Linked DNA regions of Mus musculus: region 1 is linked to region 2. Evidence: chromatin loops called from intact Hi-C (ENCODE). Cell type or tissue: heart. All regions are shown on one strand. Each heading gives the region's core, and the rest is flanking DNA. Links, peaks and the distances in the headings are about the cores only. Region 1 overlaps Cyth3 (cytohesin 3). Region 2 overlaps Fam220a (family with sequence similarity 220, member A).

The links. A loop is a pair of places that touch in the nucleus more often than their neighbours do. Peaks named below come from ENCODE experiments on the same cell type or tissue, not always from the same donor. Only the 100,000 strongest peaks of a DNase experiment are listed, where the experiment ranks them.
Region 1: it touches region 2 in a loop (5-fold over the local background); 2 of 42 quality-filtered maps call a loop at or near these places.

What each region holds. Positions count from the first base shown.
Region 1 is chr5:143,665,744-143,675,138 of GRCm38, reverse strand. The region is part of intron 1 of Cyth3 (cytohesin 3); the gene reads right to left. Among named protein-coding and RNA genes, the nearest start is that of Cyth3, 48 kb to the right of the region's middle. In heart, for the core only: a CTCF peak has its summit at 5,491; DNase peaks (open chromatin) are centred at 3,858, 5,128 and 6,038; H3K27ac peaks cover 643 bases.
Region 2 is chr5:143,562,241-143,571,635 of GRCm38, reverse strand. It overlaps Fam220a (family with sequence similarity 220, member A), which reads right to left. Exons shown (of 2, transcript NM_133703.5): 2 at 7,105-8,879. The coding sequence starts at 8,801. The coding sequence ends at 8,019. Among named protein-coding and RNA genes, the nearest start is that of Fam220a, 18 kb to the right of the region's middle. In heart, for the core only: a CTCF peak has its summit at 3,577 (motif pointing left); a DNase peak (open chromatin) is centred at 3,600.

The DNA of each region.
Region 1 (9,395 bases), core at 1,176-9,175, 100 kb before region 2:
TACTGGACAATGTGGTCTGCCATAACATGTAACTGGTATTTATACAATAAATATAAAAGGAAAACAAGTCACATTTAAAACCCTAAAGTTAAAAATAGAACAAAAATAAGGCTAATTTTTATGAAGAAGTGGCACATTTACAACAAACATAGTGTGTAACCGTTACAAATAAAAGCAAGAAGGTAGTGAGCAGGGAGATGGTCAGCGTGTACAGTGTCTGTCATGTAAGCACGAGGGCCCAAGCTCACATCCTTAGAAACCACATGAGGGTATGAGAGTGGGAGAGCTGAGAGCAGACCAGCTCAGGCCCAGATCCAGGGCTTTGAATTGGCCAGCCCCATCATCTACCCCATCAATCAACTGCTGGAGTACAGTTCCTCCAGAGCAAAACCACAGGATCTCATGACACAGGGCAACAAGAGGACTCCAGTATTGATAGAGTAGCAGAAGCCAGAGGCCTTGAATGAGAGCAGCGAGTCATTACGATCAACATTTGCAAGCAAAGAAGTGTGGAAAAGGGGTGTATTGTGGGACACACTGTGACACTACAGCTTCCACAACGAGACTTTTTCTCTGTTGGGGGGGGAGGTTAGCAGGGTGGAGGGCAGGTACGAGGGGAGGGCAAGATGAGTGGGATTGGGGTGCATGCTGGGAAGGCCACAAAGAACCAATAAAAAGTTTTAAGAAAAAAATCTAGGAGACTGGTGCGGAGGTGTAAGAGCAGTGGCTTTTGCAGGTACCCAGGATCAGCTAGAGCACCCAGATCACAGCTAACAGATAGCTGTAGTTCCAAAACAACCAACTCTGTCTTCTGGCCTCCAAAGACACTGCACGCATGTGGTGCATCAACACACACAGACAAATACAAACACACACACACAAACACACACACGGGGGGGTGCAAAACATAAAATAAGTTCTTTTTAATGTCTTGGGGGCTTGGCAGAAAGAGCAGTGTGGACTAGAACAAGCTATGCAAGAATAAGAACCCAAGTTTGAATCCCCAGCACCCACAATAAAGCTGTAAATGACCACACAGGCATACACCCCAGAGCTGGGGAAGCAGGGATAGGAAAATCCCAGGAGCTCTCTGGTCAGGCAGCCTAGCAAAACAGCAAGCCTCAGGATCAATGAGAAAGCATCTTGTTTCAGGGAAATCAGGTGAAAGCCATATTCATGCATAAGTGCATACACCTGTACATGCACATGTACAACACAAACACTGTATACATGTTTAAAATCGTTTTAACCTTTGGTGGATGTACAATGGATATAGTGTGGGGCCTAGATTAGATTCTGCATCACATGCGCACACGCGCGCACACACACACGCACACACAGGCACACGTGCACACACTTTCCCTCCAAGGGACTGGTGAGAGACACCTAAAGTATCTTTATCTATAGGTCTTGAGCCTTACTTACTCTGTGAAGACAGAGTGATGCTGGTCAGACAGAAGAACTGGCTCAGGGCTTCTGCAGAGCACGAGTAAGACAGTTAGGAAGCCAACTGCATACATGCCTACTGCTGAGAACAGAGATCTTTAAAAGCAGTACTGCACACATGAGGTAGTAGGTGTGGTTAGTGGCTTGATTTAATCATCCCACAGTATATCACACAGCAAAACATTATACTGTAGGGGCCTCCACCTAATGGATAAAGGTGCTTTCCTGCCAAGTTTAGCCACCTGAGTTTGAAACCAGAAACCTAAGTGGTGTCAGAATAGAGCCAACTCTCACAGGCTGTCCTGACATTCACATGTGTCATGGCACATGTGTGCCATCGCCAACATACCAAAGAAAGTAATTTTTTTTTTTTTGGTTTTGGTTTTTCCAGACAGGGTTTCTCTGTATATCCCTGGCTGTCCTGGAACTCACTCTGTAGACCAGGCTGGGCTTGAACTCAGAGATCCACCTGCCTCTGCCTCCCGAGTGCTGGGATTAAAGGCGTGCGCCACCATGCCTGGCTAGTAATTATTTAAAAATTAAATAAAAGAACTATCTAGCACACTGTCAATATACATGATTTTTGTTACCTCTACCTTAAAACTAGGAAGAAAAAATTTTTACCTTAAAATGACATTTCCAAATAGCTGGGAATGAGAGTGGATCCAGCGCCTGGAGACAGCACACAGGCCAGACACAGAGGCAGGTCAGAGTCCGCCTAGGCTTCTCTACTGGCTGCTTCTCAGAGAGCAGCAGACTGGGAACGGAGGGTTTCCTAGATCAGCATCTATTCACCCATGGAGTTTATTCTCTACAACTCTAGAACCTGTGAGCCCACTGCAGCCATGGCCATCTCCTAATTCAGGCTCCACCTGTCCCCGATAGGTGAGTCTGGAACTGAATGATTCCAGGCATGGCCACAGAGGTGAGCTCTCTCTTCTAGCCGTCCCACATAGTGAGCAGCCCATTATTCCTCATAGCACACCATCCATTCCTGCTAAGTCAATCACAGTGCTTTATTCCTTGGCTTTCATGGGAAGACCACATTCTCTGACCACAGAACCGTTAAGTCAGAATTCAGCAACAAAACAGTCACTAGAAAAACCACTTGTTTAGAATTTAAAAAACAACCTTAGAAGGGCATTATGTTAAATGAAATAAGACAAATACCACATGTTCTATCTCCTATGTGGACGCTAACAACCTGGACATCAAGTAGAAGAGAAAACAGCCGTTACACCAGTAAGAAAGGGAGGGGAAGGGGACAGAGAGTGGTGGCAGCATGTTCCAAAGCACAGTTACCTAAGAAGACAGTGCGTGCTCTCAAACACGACAGAGTGGCCAGGGCTGGCATCTGCCACAGAGGAGGCTCCAGGAGGAGGCAGGAGTTTCGGTCCCTGCTGGGCTGCATAGACCCTGAGGGGAGACCTGGAAGAGCGGGGAGTCTGCGGTGCAGAGCAGTCAGGAGAGATGCTAATTGCCTGATCTGATTAGTGTATGTTCTACTCAGGGATTAGAACTTTATCCCAAACAACCTGTGCAACTATGACGTTAACCAGAAAGAGAACGCTAAGGGTCCTAATGCAAGTAAGCTACTGGTCAGAGAAGACATAGTAAAAAATGGTTTCTCATAGTGAAACTTTTTTAAAGACCTAAAATGGACCGAGTGTGTAAAAATGTCACATACCAATGTTCATTGGCTATAGCTCTAATACTTAGAAAACCACAAGCTAACATGACAATTTTAGAAAACGAACTGAAAATGTACTCACTTTTTAAAGTAAGAAAAATAAATTGCTCAACCCTAAAGAAGAAAACACTTATTTTGTTAAAATGTGATACATTGTAGCCATTTTGGTGGCGCTTGGCAGATCTTCAAAGACCCAGGCTGCTTAATGCTGCAGTTCAGCTCCTAGGTGTGCATGGCAGAGAAGTGAGGACGCATGTCAACACAGAGCCCCGCATGCCAATCTCCAGAAGCACTGTTGACAACAACAGTCAATAGGTGAAGGGCGACATGTGTACATACATACTACAGACAGACAGACAGACAGACAGACACATAGAGTGAGAGGGAGGGAGAGAGGAAGATAGAACACGTGTGTGCCTAGTTATGTAAGAAGAGGCATCAGATCCCCTGGAACTGGAGCTGCACGTAGTTATAACCCACCATGTGGGTGCTGGAAGCCAAGCCTAGGTCCTCTGTAAGAGAAGCAAGTAACGGCTAAGCCATCTCTACAGCCCTCAAGACCACATTTTTACTAGGAAAGGTTGAGAGTAGGCCAAGAATAGACAAACCAACTCATGGGGATAGAAATCTGGGCAGTGGTAAATCTGAGGGTGGACGGTGCTGCCTGAGAAAGGGCACAGCGGAGCTTCTTAGGGGTGCCAAGTGCTCCATGCTGACGTGGGTGGTCACTACCCAGTGCGTGTATCCAGCATAGGCAGACATAAGACAGCTTGAGCTCTAGGATTACTTAGCAACTGAGGCCTCTGTTAGTCATATTCCTGTCACCGTGACAAACATCCAGGATAATCAGCTACAAGGGAAAACGTTTATTCTGGCTTGGAGTTTCTGAGGTTTTTAGTCCATAGCTGTTTGGCCCTGTTCCTTCTGTGTTTGGAGCAAGGGACAAATGGTAAAAAGAAACCACTTCATGGCCAGGACTAGACAACAAACAACAAAAAAAACCAAGAATCTGAAAATCTCTTCAAGAGCACACTTTTGATGAATTTTTAGATTTTTTTTTCACTTCCTCATTCTAGGCCCCATCTCTTCAAGGTCCACCATCTCTCAAAAGTGCCATACTGGGAACAAAGCCTTTAACTAATCCAAACTATAGCACACTAACCTAACCTTTAGCACACACTTTATTGTCCTGAAAGGTATCTATCTAGGGGCTGGGGAATGGTTTAGTGGGTTAGAGTGCATGCTCTGCAAACATGAGGAACTGAGTTCAAATCCCTAGCACCCATGTTAGAATCCAGGCATGGCTATGCAAGCCTGTTACCCCAGCATAAGAGTAGTGGAGACAGGTGATACCAAGAACCCCTAACCAGCCTGCCTAGCCAAACCAGTGAGTTTTCTGGTTCAGAGAGAGGTTCTTTCTAAATGCAGAAAGGTGGAGAATTTGTTCTGGTCTGCACATGTGTACACATGGGCAGTTGCTTCACACACACACACAAACACACACACACCTTAAAAAATTTAAAGAGTACACCTGAATAGTTGACTCCTTTCAACCCTTGATGAAAAAAAAAAACAGTGTTTGCTAAAAAAATAAAAGCACTAAGATAGTTTCTGAGAACAGACAGTAAGAACCAGCGACCAGCGTTTATCAGTGACTCCAGCTAGCAACAACACTGACTTTGTATACAACAGCCGATTTTTTTATCCAAAGTTACTACCTTTATCTCACAGTAAATAAAATTGTTTTAAAATTAGCACATTGCATATAGATTAAAAACAGCAGGGACTGAGAATCAGAGCAGTCAGTATAATTTTTAAATGTCAGCCTTGTCTTTATACAATGTTGCATATTAAAAAAAAAACCCTGTCATTGCAATGTCCTCGAATTAGCCTTTTGGAATCCATATAAACATCCTCTTGACAACTAGCATGCCAACCCACAACTGTTGCTCTTCCTGTTTGATGATGCAGTCAACCACCGCCAAGGAACAGAGGAACCACTGTAGTCCTGTGTTACTGTGGCAGTGGTAGAGGGCAGTTTACTCCCTGGCTCCATCCAACAAAACTAAACACAAAGACAAAGGACTCAGCCAGCTCTCTAAAACATGCAACAAACATGTTCCTTTAGGGTCTCTGATTCTAAATCATTTTCCACAGCAGTTTTCCACCATGTGGCCTATGGACCTTCTCCACTCAGAAGCACCTAACTGGGTCTGAGAGATGCTCAGTCAGTAACTGCTGACTTCCCAAGTATGATGTCTGCAGTCTGGGCTCCCAGTACTGCAAACAAAGCCAGGTACAGCTGTGTGACTGGGGACAGACGGGAGGAACCCTCAGAAACTGCTAGCCTGCTAGGCTGGCCACCAGAGTGAGCTCCAGGCTCAGTGAAAGCCCTACCTCCCAAGTGAGGCAGCGGGCCCTGACACTGACCCTGACACTGACCCTGACACTGACCTTGGGCCCATGCTAGGTCTCAAATCTTCTATCTACCACAGGCTAGTTGGGTGGCCCTGAGCTACCCATTAAGCTTTATGTGACTCAATCTTCTCAACTGTAAAAGAGCAGTGCAATTACTTTTAAAAGTTAGTCACATCTCTTCTTGATGTTGAAATTTTAAAATAAGTACTCTCTTTTTAACAAAAACAAGAAATAATTTTAAAATTTGAAGAATACTTGAAAAATTAACAGTGGACAATGAGACTTTCTACCCCCAAAAACAGTGAGGAAATAAATGTTTATATCAAACCTGACAGGGGGATTCTTTCCACACCCAGAGGTTGAGGTTGTGGAAGAAAGACAAAGGTTCACAAATATGTGAATAGGAGCTGTGTGCCAGCCTCTCACAGAGCTAAACACAGGCACGCAGTACAAGCCAGTGCTGCATTCCTAGAGACTTACCCAGCAGAGCTGAAAGCTGTGTCCACAGGGAGACCTGCCCATGAATATTTATAGCAGCTACTTCATTACTGGCCAAATCTAGATGCAACTGTGATGCCCTTCAATAGGTGAATAAAGACACTGATACTTGTCAGGCAGTGGTGGTGCATGCCTTTAATCCCAGCACTCAGGAGGCAGAGGCAGGTGGATTTCTGAGTTCGAGGCCAGCCTGGTCTACAAAGTGAGTTCCAGGACAGCCAGGGCTATACAGAGAAACCCTGTTTAAAAAAAGAAAGAGAGAGAAGAGAAGAGAAGAGGAGAGGAGAGGAGAGGAGAGGAGAGGAGAGGAGAGGAGAGGAGAGGAGAGGAGAGGAGAGGAGAGGAGAGGAGAGGAGAGGAGAGGAGAGGAGAGGAGAGGAGAGGAGAGGAGAGGATCCATCCCTACTATGGAACAGTATGCAGAAATCAAGTCTAAAGCTGTGTCAGTGGGGTTTTCACTGCTATGACAAACACTTAGAGACAGTCTAAGGATGTGACCCCTTCCCAGAAAAGCTGCAATGATCCAACCTCCTCACCTCAGCCTCCAGGTCACTCTCAGGTCTCACCCACCTGGGTGCTGTCCCCTCCTTGTTGGCACCAGTTCTGCTCACACTCCCTCCCCTTGAGATTTGAGCTGTAGCCTGACCTGCCCCAACCTACCAATAAATTAAAGACCCACAACCACTGCCTAGACGACATCACTCTGACCTGGCAGCGTTAGCAAGTGATCTAGAAGCAAGAGCCTGACTGAAGACTCCGTGCTCCAGGGTCAAGCCCAGGGTTTCATTTCTGGCTCTGTTCACTGGCTAAGCTGTGTGACACTAGGTTCCTGTGTTTCCCTTTACTCATTTAAGAACACCGAATGTTTGTTTGCTTGCTTGCTTGTTTCCAAGACAAGGTTTCTCTGTGGCCCAGGCTGTCCTGGAACTCATTCTGTAGACCAGGCTGACCTTGAACTTCCAGAGATCTGCCTCACTATTTACCATCATAGCCAGGTAATGTAATATGCCTGAAATTCCAGCACTTGAAGGAAGGGGCAGAAGAGTCCAGCATATTTGAGACCAGTCAGGGCTACATACTGAGACCATCTTTTTAAGACAACAAAATCAACCATTATAACCACTTGTGGGGGTGGAGTGCACCGGTGAGCATGCCTGTATCTGGGGACTGAACCCAGGACCTGACTGATTCATACAAATGAAACACTTTTCCGACTGAGCTACATTTCCAGCTCCTTGTGACAATTTTTAAATAATTTTATTTATGTGCATTGGTATATTGCATGCATGCACGTCTGTGTGAAGTGTCAGACAATCAGGAGCTTTGAGTACTGGGAACCAGAGTCCTCTGTAAGAGCAGCCACTCTATAAATGCTCTCAACCACCCAACCATCTCTCTCCAGCCCCCTTCATGACCATTAAGAGTGCAGTTCAGGGGCTGGCAAGATGGTTCAGCAAATAAAGATACATGCTAAAGGTGTTTACCACCAAGCTAGCTCCAACTCTGGGGTCCACAAGGTGGAAGGAGATAAATGACTCCCTCAAATTGTTGCTCAACTTCCACACATTCTGTGACATGTGTGAATGCATAACACACACATGTACACATGATAGATAGATAGATAGATGATTGATGGGTAGATGGATGGATGGATGGATAGATAGATAGATAGATAGATAGATGATTGAAGGGTCAATAGATAGATAGTTGATGGATGGATGGATGGAAAGGTTCCATAGTGTTACTAACACTCACACATCTTACAGATACACATCTGCATTAAATACTAAGCTAACCCCACTGTTCTTCACCCTTGAGAGTCACCATCCAAACCATCTGTCACTAAGAATCTGACCACTTACAGACACTTCATGTAGGGCTCTGGGAGAGGCTTACTACACTCAGGCCAGTGGCACCCTTAGGGTTTATCCAGGTTCTAGTATGTGATTTCCCTCCTTTAAAGAAAAAAAAAAGTCTCACTTTGTAAACCAAGGCTAGTCACGAATTCAAGGTAAGCCTTTTGTCTCAACTTGCCCGCAGTACTAGAATTATAGCATGTACAAGTTTAGAAAAAAGCAAGCTCTTCCTTCTAACGGCTGAATAATATTCCATTGTAATAACCTACCACATATTGCTTATTCATTTGTCAAAAGAACATTTTATTAGATTTATTTTATTTTATATTTATTTTGCCTGGATGTATGCATGTGCACCACATGTGTGTGTGTGGTGCCTGTAGAGACTAAGAGGGTATTGGATCCCCTGACACTGGAGTTACAGATAATTTTGAACCACCTTGTACGTGCTGGGACTCAAACCTGGGTCCTCTGCAAAATGAACAAGTGCTCATATGACTGCGCTCCCTCTCCAGCCCACAGTTTTCACATTTTATCTATGATTGGGGTCATGTGGCGTTCAACGCTTACTTTGTCAAGGAACGTCCACACTACCTGTAACAGTTATGCCTTTCACATTCCCACCCACAATACACCAGAGCCCTGGTTTGCCCATTCTACCATCTTTAATGGCAAACACAGGGAACACTGCTTTCCCATAACACTGGGAATGCTATGTATCAGTATCACCAGTAGCATCATGCTAAATTACTGTTCAGTTGTGTCTAACATAACACACAGTAGGTGCTCAGAAATTATCTCCGGGGTTGGATGCAAGCAATATGCTCTTGCAGCATATTTAAATAACTGGAAGAGACAGATAAGTGGAGAGAATTTTCAGAATACTTACAACACAGGTTTTTTCCTCTTCAAAAAATTGCTCAAGGGATCAGAGGCATTTGCTTATTAATGCCTTATAAAGAGCTGTTTCATGGGGCTGGAGAGGTGGCCCAGGAGATAAGAGCACATGCCGCTCTTCCAGAGGATCTGAGATCATTGCCAGCATCCATGTTGGTCTGCCTGTAACTCCAGCTCCAGGTAATCTGATGCCCTCTTCTGAACTCTGTGAGTACTGTATGTATATACACATACCCACACACATACACACATAATTAAAATGTAATAGTTTCTTTAAAAGAAAGAGTTGTTTCACTATTATTTTATAGTCCTAGTGAATTCCTGAAATCGGTCCTAGCACTGGCTGCTGTGTCAAATTATCTACAAAACAAAATTTGGGGAGGAAAAAAATATCTCTAATGATACATCAATAATATTTTAACTATTTTTGTGTCAAATAATTTTAGAGTTAGGATTCTTTTAATGACACAGAGCCCAGAATGTTAAGCTCTACAACACAATGAGGCAATGTAATCCTGGTTTGTGAAATACAATCTCATTCTTGGCAAAGCATCCCTCTTCCTTTTCCTCCTGGTCTTTAAATAACCAGT
Region 2 (9,395 bases), core at 359-8,358:
AGGCAGAGTGAATGTTACTCACAGTGTGTCCTAGGTGCCCAGGACTGGGCTAACTAACCCTTTCCATCCTTGACCAAAGGAAAATCATACACAGAGTATAGTGTGTGGCTCAGTTGCTGGAGTGCTTGCCTAGTTTGTCAGGAGTCCTGGGTCCCATTCCCAGTTCAGCATACACATGGCGTGCAGTCCTTCAGCTGCAGGGGACAGAAACAAGCCCAACAGAACTGTATGGTCCTTCTCAGCCACAGACTGAGTCTGAGGTCAGCCTGTGTCACCGAGACCCTGAGAAAAGAGTCGCTAACTACTCTGTGTATGTGGCAGCATACACCTGTAATCCGTACGCAGGAGGCTGAGGCAGGAAGGGCACCAGTTCCAGGACAGCTTGGGCTACACAAGACCCTACCTGAAAAGAAACTGTGGGGAGCAGCTTGATGGCTCAGAGGGCTCAGGTAATTTTAGCCAAGTCTTAGGATCTCAGTTCAAGTCCCAGGACCCAGATGGTGAAAGAGAAGCTACTCCAAGCCTGGTTTGTTGTTGTTTGCGTTTTGTTTGTTTTTTTGAGACAGGGTTTCTCTGTGTAGCCCTGGCTGTCCTGGAAGACCAGGCTAGCCTCAAACACACAGAGATCTGTCTACCTCTGCCTCTCGAGTGCTGGCATCAAAGAAGTGTGCCTGGCTATTTTGTTGTTGTTTTACTTTGTTTTGATACATGGTCTCACGGTGTAGCTCTGGTTGTCCTGGATCTCACTCTGTAGCCCAGGCTGGCCTGGAACTCATAGAGTTCACCTATCTCCCGAGTGACAGTGTATGAACCACAACCTACACCCTGGAAATTTGCTTTCTGTATTATCCCTGTGGTTCCCTTGCCAGTATGCATGTGTGTGCACATACATTTGTGCACATATACACACATGTATTACATAGGATTAAATTTTAAACTTCTTTGTAGAGCTATGAACAATGTGCAAAGGCACAAATTTCTAGAATAAATTACTTCCAAGTTTTGTGATCTTGCAGAATAGATCAGTCAAGTTTTGAATATTGCATGCAAGACCCAAGCAGAAGACAGGAAATAGCTACCCTGGGAATTGTTCTGTCACAGGGTAAACCAGAAATATTTAACAATGAGAAAGCCTGGAGTTGATCCCAGCAAACTGCTTTATTTGAACAAGTCCTAAGTGGCGCTCAAAACATCTCTGAGATACTAAATAGCTTGCAAGCTATTTATACACACTCTGATTATCCCAATTTATCATTAAACATTTCCTCTTGAAGGACCTACTGAAATGCACAAGGAATCATGGCAAGCCATTGGAATGAAAAGAAAGCAGCAGGCCACAACCTTTCACACTCATAGAGCTGTTTGTTATTTTGGGGTGCACACGTGCCTGTGCCAGCATCCATGTGGATGTGGAAGCCAGAGAACTTTGGGAAGACATTTCTCTCCCTCCACCATGCGGGTTCTGAGGATCGAACCAAGTTTGTCGGACTTGGTGGCAAGCCAGTTTACCCTCTGAGCCATACTCCTAGAGCTTAGGAATATTTCATGAAGGGCCATAGCAATGGCTCAGTGGTGGAGAGCGATGGTGGCGCTTCCAGACGACTGACTGCAGTGTGGTCCCAACGCTTTCAGGGGCCTCACAATGACCCCAACTCCAGCTGCAGGAGACCTGACACCTCTGGCTTCAGTGGCATCTGCACCACTCACATGTTCACACACACACACACACACACACACACACACACACACACACGGCTGGAGAAATGACTCAGCTTTAAGAGTATGGCTTGCTGTTCCACAGTACCAGATCTCTATGAGTGGTGGTCCCCAGGCATCCGTAACTCCCACTCCGAGGGATCCAGGGCTCCTCATCTCTGTGGCCACTCCACACACGCACGACAGGTAAAATATTCATGCACATGAAAAGAAAATCTTTTTCTTAAAATTCATTTCGTTTTCTTTTATGTGCATTGGTATGAGGGTGTCAGACCCCTTAGAGCTGGAGTTACAGACCGTTGTGAGTGGCCATGTGGGTGCTGGGAATTGAACCCGGGTCCTCTGGAAGAACAGCCAGTGTTCTTAACCACTGAACCACCAGTCCAGTCCCCCCCCAAAAAATCTTTAAAAATAATACATATCATCATGATATTGTCATGATTCAGTCTTGTCTGCTGTAAATTATTCTTGTTCTAATTTGGCAATTTTCATTCTTTTCTATGTGATGTGTGTATGTGTGTGTGTGTGTGTGTGTGTATACACACACGTTCTCATGGGACTAGAGAGATAGTGGCTCACTGGTTCCAGGTTCTTGCAGCTCTTACAGAGGACTCCAGTTCAGTTTCCACCCTCATCTAATGGTTCACAACCACCTATAACTCCAGCTCCAGGGGACTGGACTCGGGTAACCTGCACAAACGTGGCTCTCTCTCTCTCTCTCACACACACACAGATAAAATAATAAAACTATTTCTCAAAACAAAAAAGAACATACAGAATCCTGAGTTCAGAACCATGAATCTATTTTGTTGTCTCATTTGTTATACAAAACACATTTTTAACTTCTATCAAACTGTTCTATATGTAATCCACTTCCTTATGTTTTAACAAATAAGCAAAGCTATGTAAAATCTAGTGCTTCTCAAGTATCTATGTACACTGGGGCTACAGATGTGACCCAGGAGGTTGGCTGCCTAGCATCCACAGGGCCCTGGGTTCAGTCTTCAGCGATGGATATCATGTACACACAATTCAATGTATTATCATGGGCCATGTAGTCTTATGGAGTGTAACTTCAAGTATAAAAAATAATACAAATGGGAAACTTATCAAATGCGAGTTAAACCTAGACATGGGGCTGATCCATAGAACTCTCTCTGTAGGCTAGGCTGGCCTTGAACTCACAGAGATCACCTGCCTCTGTCTTTCAAGTGCTGGGATTAAAAACATGGACTTACCACCACCCAGCTTCAAAATACTCTTTAAAACAATTTTTTAAAAGCCAGACATGAGGATGTATGCTTATAATCCCATTACCCAGGTGGGTGAAGCAGGGTAGCCAAGAGTTCTAGGTCAGCCTGGGCTATACAGTGGGTTCAGTATGCAGGTCAGTCAGAGTTACATATTGTTTGTATAGAAAAAGAATACATGTGTGTGAGATTTCACATATATATATATGAAATATATATGAAAATTTTATATATTCATATATATTATATATATTTCATATATAGATAGATTTCATATATTATATATATAATTTCACATATATATGAATATACATATATGTATATATGTGTATGTGAAATTCTCTCATTCATATATATACATATATGAATGAGAGAATTCATATATATGAATATATATTATGAATGAATTCATATTCATGAATATATATATATATATATATGAATGAATAAAATGTGAGTTTGATAGTTTGACAGAAGCGGGGAGACGAGAGGCAGGAAGGGAAGAAGATAGAAACAGGTAGACAAAGAGACCTCAATAAACTAACCACTTAAAGAGAAAGCTTTTGGAAAGCAGCTCATTTGCCTAGGTGGACATGTGGCTCCCTCTGCTGGCAGGTCTGATCCTTGCATGCACAGACACGGTAAGTTTGTCTTCCTAGCTCCAAATGAAGGACCTTCCTTGATCCACACTACCTTTCAGGGGTATCACAAGCACTGTGGCTCCCGGAAGTTCCCCTTCAGGTTAGATTTTCTACTGACATCTTTGCGTGTGTGACATTGGGAAAGGAAACCACTAGGACACACGCCCATCCTCTAAAACAATTTGAGTTGCTGTGGATTGAACCCAACGGCTCCTGCGTGCTACCCAGGGACCCCTTGAACAACTATGCCGAGCTGGATGTGCTGGCACGCACCTTCAACCCCAGGACTTGGGAGAGAGAAGTATATACCAACCTCATCTACAGAGTGAGTTCCAAGACAACAGAGGTTTTTTTGTTGTGTTTGTTTTAAGGTCTTAGGGAGCTGGCTCAGTGGTTAGCAGCACTGGCTGCTCTTCCAGAGGACCCGAGTTCAGGCCACAGCACCTACCTGGAGGCTTACGACTCTGTAACTCCAGACCCAGGGAGTCTCATGCCTGTCTGGATTTGTAGTCACCATTGTTGGAGGCATAGGGAGTTGGGGCCCAGTCTGGACTATAGGAGACCCTGCCTCAAAAGCACGGTGTCTTAATGAGCTTCATAAAGCAAGAATTTAAAGCTCACCATCCTATGAGCTTTATCTTTGCTGAACAACTTTGAAAACAAGCTGTGCTGGTGCAATGACTCAGCAGGTAACGGTGCTTGCCACCAAGCCCGAGTTCATATGTACAAGAGGATGTTCTCTGGACTCTACCTCTGTGCAATGGGTGTACATGTACACGTACACACACACACACACACACACACACACACACACACACACACACACACACACACACACACAACCTGTAATGAAAACTCTTTTAGAAAACTCTTTATTTATTTATTTATTTATTTATTTATTTATTTATTTATTTATTTATTTATTTATTTATTTAGAGACAGGGACACTATATGGTCTAAGCTAGCCTCGAACTATATAGATCAGACTGGCCTCAAATTCACAGAGATCCACCTGCCTCTATCTCTCATGTGCCTGGCTTCCTTCCTCAAATTTTTTTTTTTTGTTTTTTTTTTTTGTTTTTCGAGACAGGGTGTCTCTGTCTAGCTCTGGCTGTCCTGGAACTCACTTTGTAGACCAGGCTGGCCTCGAACTCAGAAATCCTCCTGCCTCTGCCTCCCAAGTGCTGGGATTAAAGGCATGCGCCACCACGCCCGGCTCAAATTTTTACTGTACAAATATACAGCTCTTTAATGAAAGGTTGAGCTTGAAGTACAAACTAAAGGCCTCTTGAGTTCTGGTAACAAATGTACACATTATATAGTGACTTCCACATTAGCACTATTTAACACACACACTCATCCACAAAACCAATGTTTAACAACAACAACAAAAAAAAAATTGTTAAATACTTGAGGGGCTGGAGAGATGGCTCAGAGGTTAAGAGCACTGGATGCTTTTCCAGAGGTCCCAAGTTCAATTCTCAGTAGCCACATGGTGGCTCACAACCATCTGTGATGGGATCTGATGCTCTCTTCTGGTGTGCATGAAGAGTGAGCACTTATACATATTATGCATATATGTAATATGATAAAGTTATATATATTATGTAATCTATAACATATGATCTTCAAAAATACTTGTGTATAAATATCGTTCTTATGTGACTTGATTTTATATATAGGCACAAGCCATGTATTATACAACTTAAGTGTAAATCCTTGGATACTCAAATTTATAGGCTGATTGCTCTGACCCCACATAACAGAACTGCACTGTGGGTTCTCTCTACACCCACTGTGTTTATTTATTTATTCACGTACTATCTGTGCATGGAGGTCAGAGGACAACAGGCAGGAACTGGTTCTCACCTCCCACCGTGGGAATTCAGGTTCTTTGGCTAGGAAGCGTCTTTTCCCATTGAGCACTCTTTACCAACCTGATTCACACACGAACATTTAATTTACTCGTTACTCTCCACAGCCGTGAACCCTCCCCCCCCCCCCGCCCCGATGGCTTCAAGGCCTCATCATTCACCCCAATTGTTTTAAAGAAAGGAAATCACCATTTCCAGATGTGAATAACAAGCCCAGCGCTTTCTACTTGGCATAGTTGCTACACTTAATTGTTCAGCCCTTCAGAGGAGCAACCGTGGGGGCTGGGGACCCGCAGAGAAACCTACGGATTGAGTTCTTGCCTAGCGTGCGGGCCACCTTGTGACTCATCCCCAGCATCACATCAGACAGGTGGGATGGTGCACGCCTGCAGTCCAGCCCTCAGGGAGTAAAGGGTGAGTTGAAGGGCACCCACAGCTGAATACAGCAAGCTCAAGGCCAGGTAAAGCTACATGTTCTATGGAAACTTCATCTGGGGGCAGGTGGGGAGATAGCCTTGTCACATAGCTCAGGCTGGCCTCAAACTCATATATGAAACAACCACACACCCCACCCCATAAGTTTTGCTTGAAGCATGCTAGGATTATGGACGTTCACCAGCCAGCCAGTTCTGAAGCACCATATTTCTGTACTATGTCTCAAATGTTTATATAAAAGGCCTTCTTTGAAGTCACATGCCTGGATTTTTGTTTGTTTTGTTCTGCTTCTGAATGCTGGGATTACAGGTGTGAGCCACCATGCCCAGCTTTCTTAGTATTTTGAGATAGTCTCATTATATAGCCCAGGCTAGCCCTCATCTCTTAACACTCCTGCTTCTCTGCCTTCCAAGTGCTGGGATCACAAGTGTGTGGCCATATGCAACCTGAGATGATTGCTTGACAGGCACGCTGCACACCCAGAGGCTCACACGCAGGTGTGTGTAGGCCACATCTGCCTTGGCTGCCACTCTCCTCCTCCACAGACATCATCTCTTTCCTGACAGGCCCTCTCACTGGCCTGGAGTTTACCAACTAGGCTAGATTGGCCGGCCAATAAGCTCTAGGGACTCACACACACACACACACACACACACACAACCATTCCGAGTCCTGGCTACACTGGGCTGTCCTAAGTGGGTTCTGGGAATCAACTTCAGGTCAAGCTTGAACAGAAAACAGGTTCCCATGTCTCTAGCCCCTTATTCTGTTTCCTGAGACAGACTTGCTTTGTAATCCAAGTGGGCCTAGCACTCAATTCCTAAACCAGGCTGTGTCTGAACTCATGAATCAGCAGCACAGGCTAGCCCGAGATTCATGCCGCAGGTCTCCTGTGTGCTGAGTGTGCTACATTAACCAGCTATAGTGCACTATTTCATAACCTGGAGAGAGGGAGGGGGACAGGAGCTCAGGCAGGGAGGGAGGGAGCAGGGAGAAAGGGAGGAAGAGGAGGGAGGAGAGGGAAGAGGAGGGAGAGGGAGGAGGAAAACTTCAAACCCATCTTTGTGTTAGGTTTTTTTTTCTTTGAGCTGATTCTTAAGTCTTCACCAGCAACCTTTCACTCACTGCTAAAGATGCTGAAATCCTAGGAAGACGACGACATTAACGAAAAGATAAGGAGAACATACGCACACACACAAAATAAAACATATTTATTATGCTAAAGAACAGATTTTATTATTTTCCCAAAACACTAAAATAGCCCATGGCATAGTAATTTAGGACACAATATAAATGACATATACAGTCAGGGTCCCCCAACTCTCCCATGGCTGTTTTTAACTCTGTCTTGGGTAGGGAGGCTGTAAAATGTCCACTCTTTAAATGACCTTTATTAAAGTTACCAAACCACAGAAGGAGGGAGGGTCACTTTGGAAGAAAATCTTAATGTAAAAGAAATCACAAGTCCTGGGCCGGTATAAAGGAAAATGCTTCATTGCTTCGTTTGCTGTCTGTGTTCTGTCGGCAGGAAAGCTTCAGACTCTTCTGTAATTGTAAATTATCCTCAATTTAATATTGCAACTTCTCCAAAGTGCCTCCATTAAAAACTGCAACTCGGGCGGAAGGAGGGGGACACGTGAGAAGGGACCTCTGGCCGAGTCAGTACAGTGCAGAAATGGCAAGCAAGACTCTTCATGACTGAAGCAAGGCTTACAAGAAGTGGAAGGCGTAGCCTACAGGCCTCCACTTCCATCAGATGGCCAGAGGTGAGCGGAGGCAGGCGGCATCCGGACGCTAGCCCTTGAGGATGGGTCTCCATGATTTAGAACTCTGTGATAAAGGTTCCTGTCTGATCTTATACGGAGCACATCAATCATTTTCCTGGGGGAGGGGGGGTTCCCAGTTCTGAGCGTCTTTCCGAAACGATTGAGAACATGCTCGAAAACGTCCCCCTCTGCATCAACCACCGAGGTGCGTCTGGTTCACAGGAAACAACAGGAACTGAACGGCTGCAGCATACGCCAGACTTAATGCAAAAGAAACTGCAAGACAACCTTTATTAAAGTTAATCTGCTATTTTTCTTGTTCTGCTTGAACCTTAACTATGGCATCAGAGACTTGCTAATCTGGAAGATTGCAGAGCCAGTGACCCCACGACTATCTGCGGACCATCTGAAGAACTTGAGAGTTTTCTCATCTTCTACTGTTTCCTCTGAAAGCCCGGGATTGAAACGGTCAAGGGACACACACCTCAGCTCGCCTTCTGGGAGAACTTTATAATAGGGGTAAGCATATGGCAGCTGGCCCAGCTCAAAGTATCGGTGAGACAGTTCTGACCAGGTGCCTAGCCCCTTGGGGCCAGCACTTGGTGGTTCACCTCTTAGGAATCCCACTTCCCTCAGTTTTGGATGGCCTGGCCGTCCTGACACCCAGGACTCTCCTTTGAGGTACTGTCCACGGTTGTCTGTGGCTCTGGGCTCTCTTCCTGGCCAGTCACTTCCTAGTGCATCCCCGATGCCATGGGACATCCCGGCTAGTTGCTCTTCTGAAGGAGCAGGGGACAGAGCCACAGCCTTGCCGAGGGAGGCTGCTGGGGCTGAACTCCTCCCCACTGATCCCTTCAGAGACTGAAGCACTTTGAAGCCACCATGATGCAGGAGGCTGGCCTTGCTCTGACCATGCTTCATTTCTGAGGCTGCTGCCCCCGTGGCCCGTGACTTTCCATGGCTATCTGCTACAGGCTGGTCTGTCCAAGAAGGCACAACTGATGGGCTGGGGTTCCTCTTCTGACTTCTTTTCTTAAGGCCACATGCTAGTTTGTCCGGGTCACCTCCTTGTGACTGTTTGGCCAGGCAGACACCCAGGGTCCCTCTCCCAGCCTTCATGCTCTGTGCCCTTTGATGCAGGGAGTCGGGGTGAGGCCTATCAGTCAAGGATGGCCTTCAGTGGATCTCAATGTGAACCTGGAAAAGATAATCAAATGAGAATTCTGTGACAGAGGGTTAGTAAAACAGTCACACACATGCAAAATATCACCAAACACCAGGTCCTTGCAGAGTGGGGCCACAGAGCTGCACAGGAGCCAGACAGCGAGAAGCTCTGTCCACTGCCATAGGTCGCCCTGAATTCCAAACAAGATGGAGAAAGAGGATCATAAGTTCAAGGCCATCCTTGGCTACATAGTGAGTCTGAGCCAGCCTGTGCTACACTGAGACCCTGACTCAATCAGATAAGTATACAAATCAAGTACACATAAGATATAGATCATCAGTGCCCTTGGGCTAGCCTAGTCTTATGAAGCTCCCAAGCGCACGTCAGGTCTACAAAAGAATCAATGCTGTTAACTTATGGCAAACCACCCTGCCCAGCAGAATGTGAGAGAGATGAGCTGATTTCCAAGTACTGGGAGTCAGTTCCTCCACACCTGCTCCCTCCACCCCTGCTGAAGATGTTCCTAGCTCACAATGTAACCGAGGAGT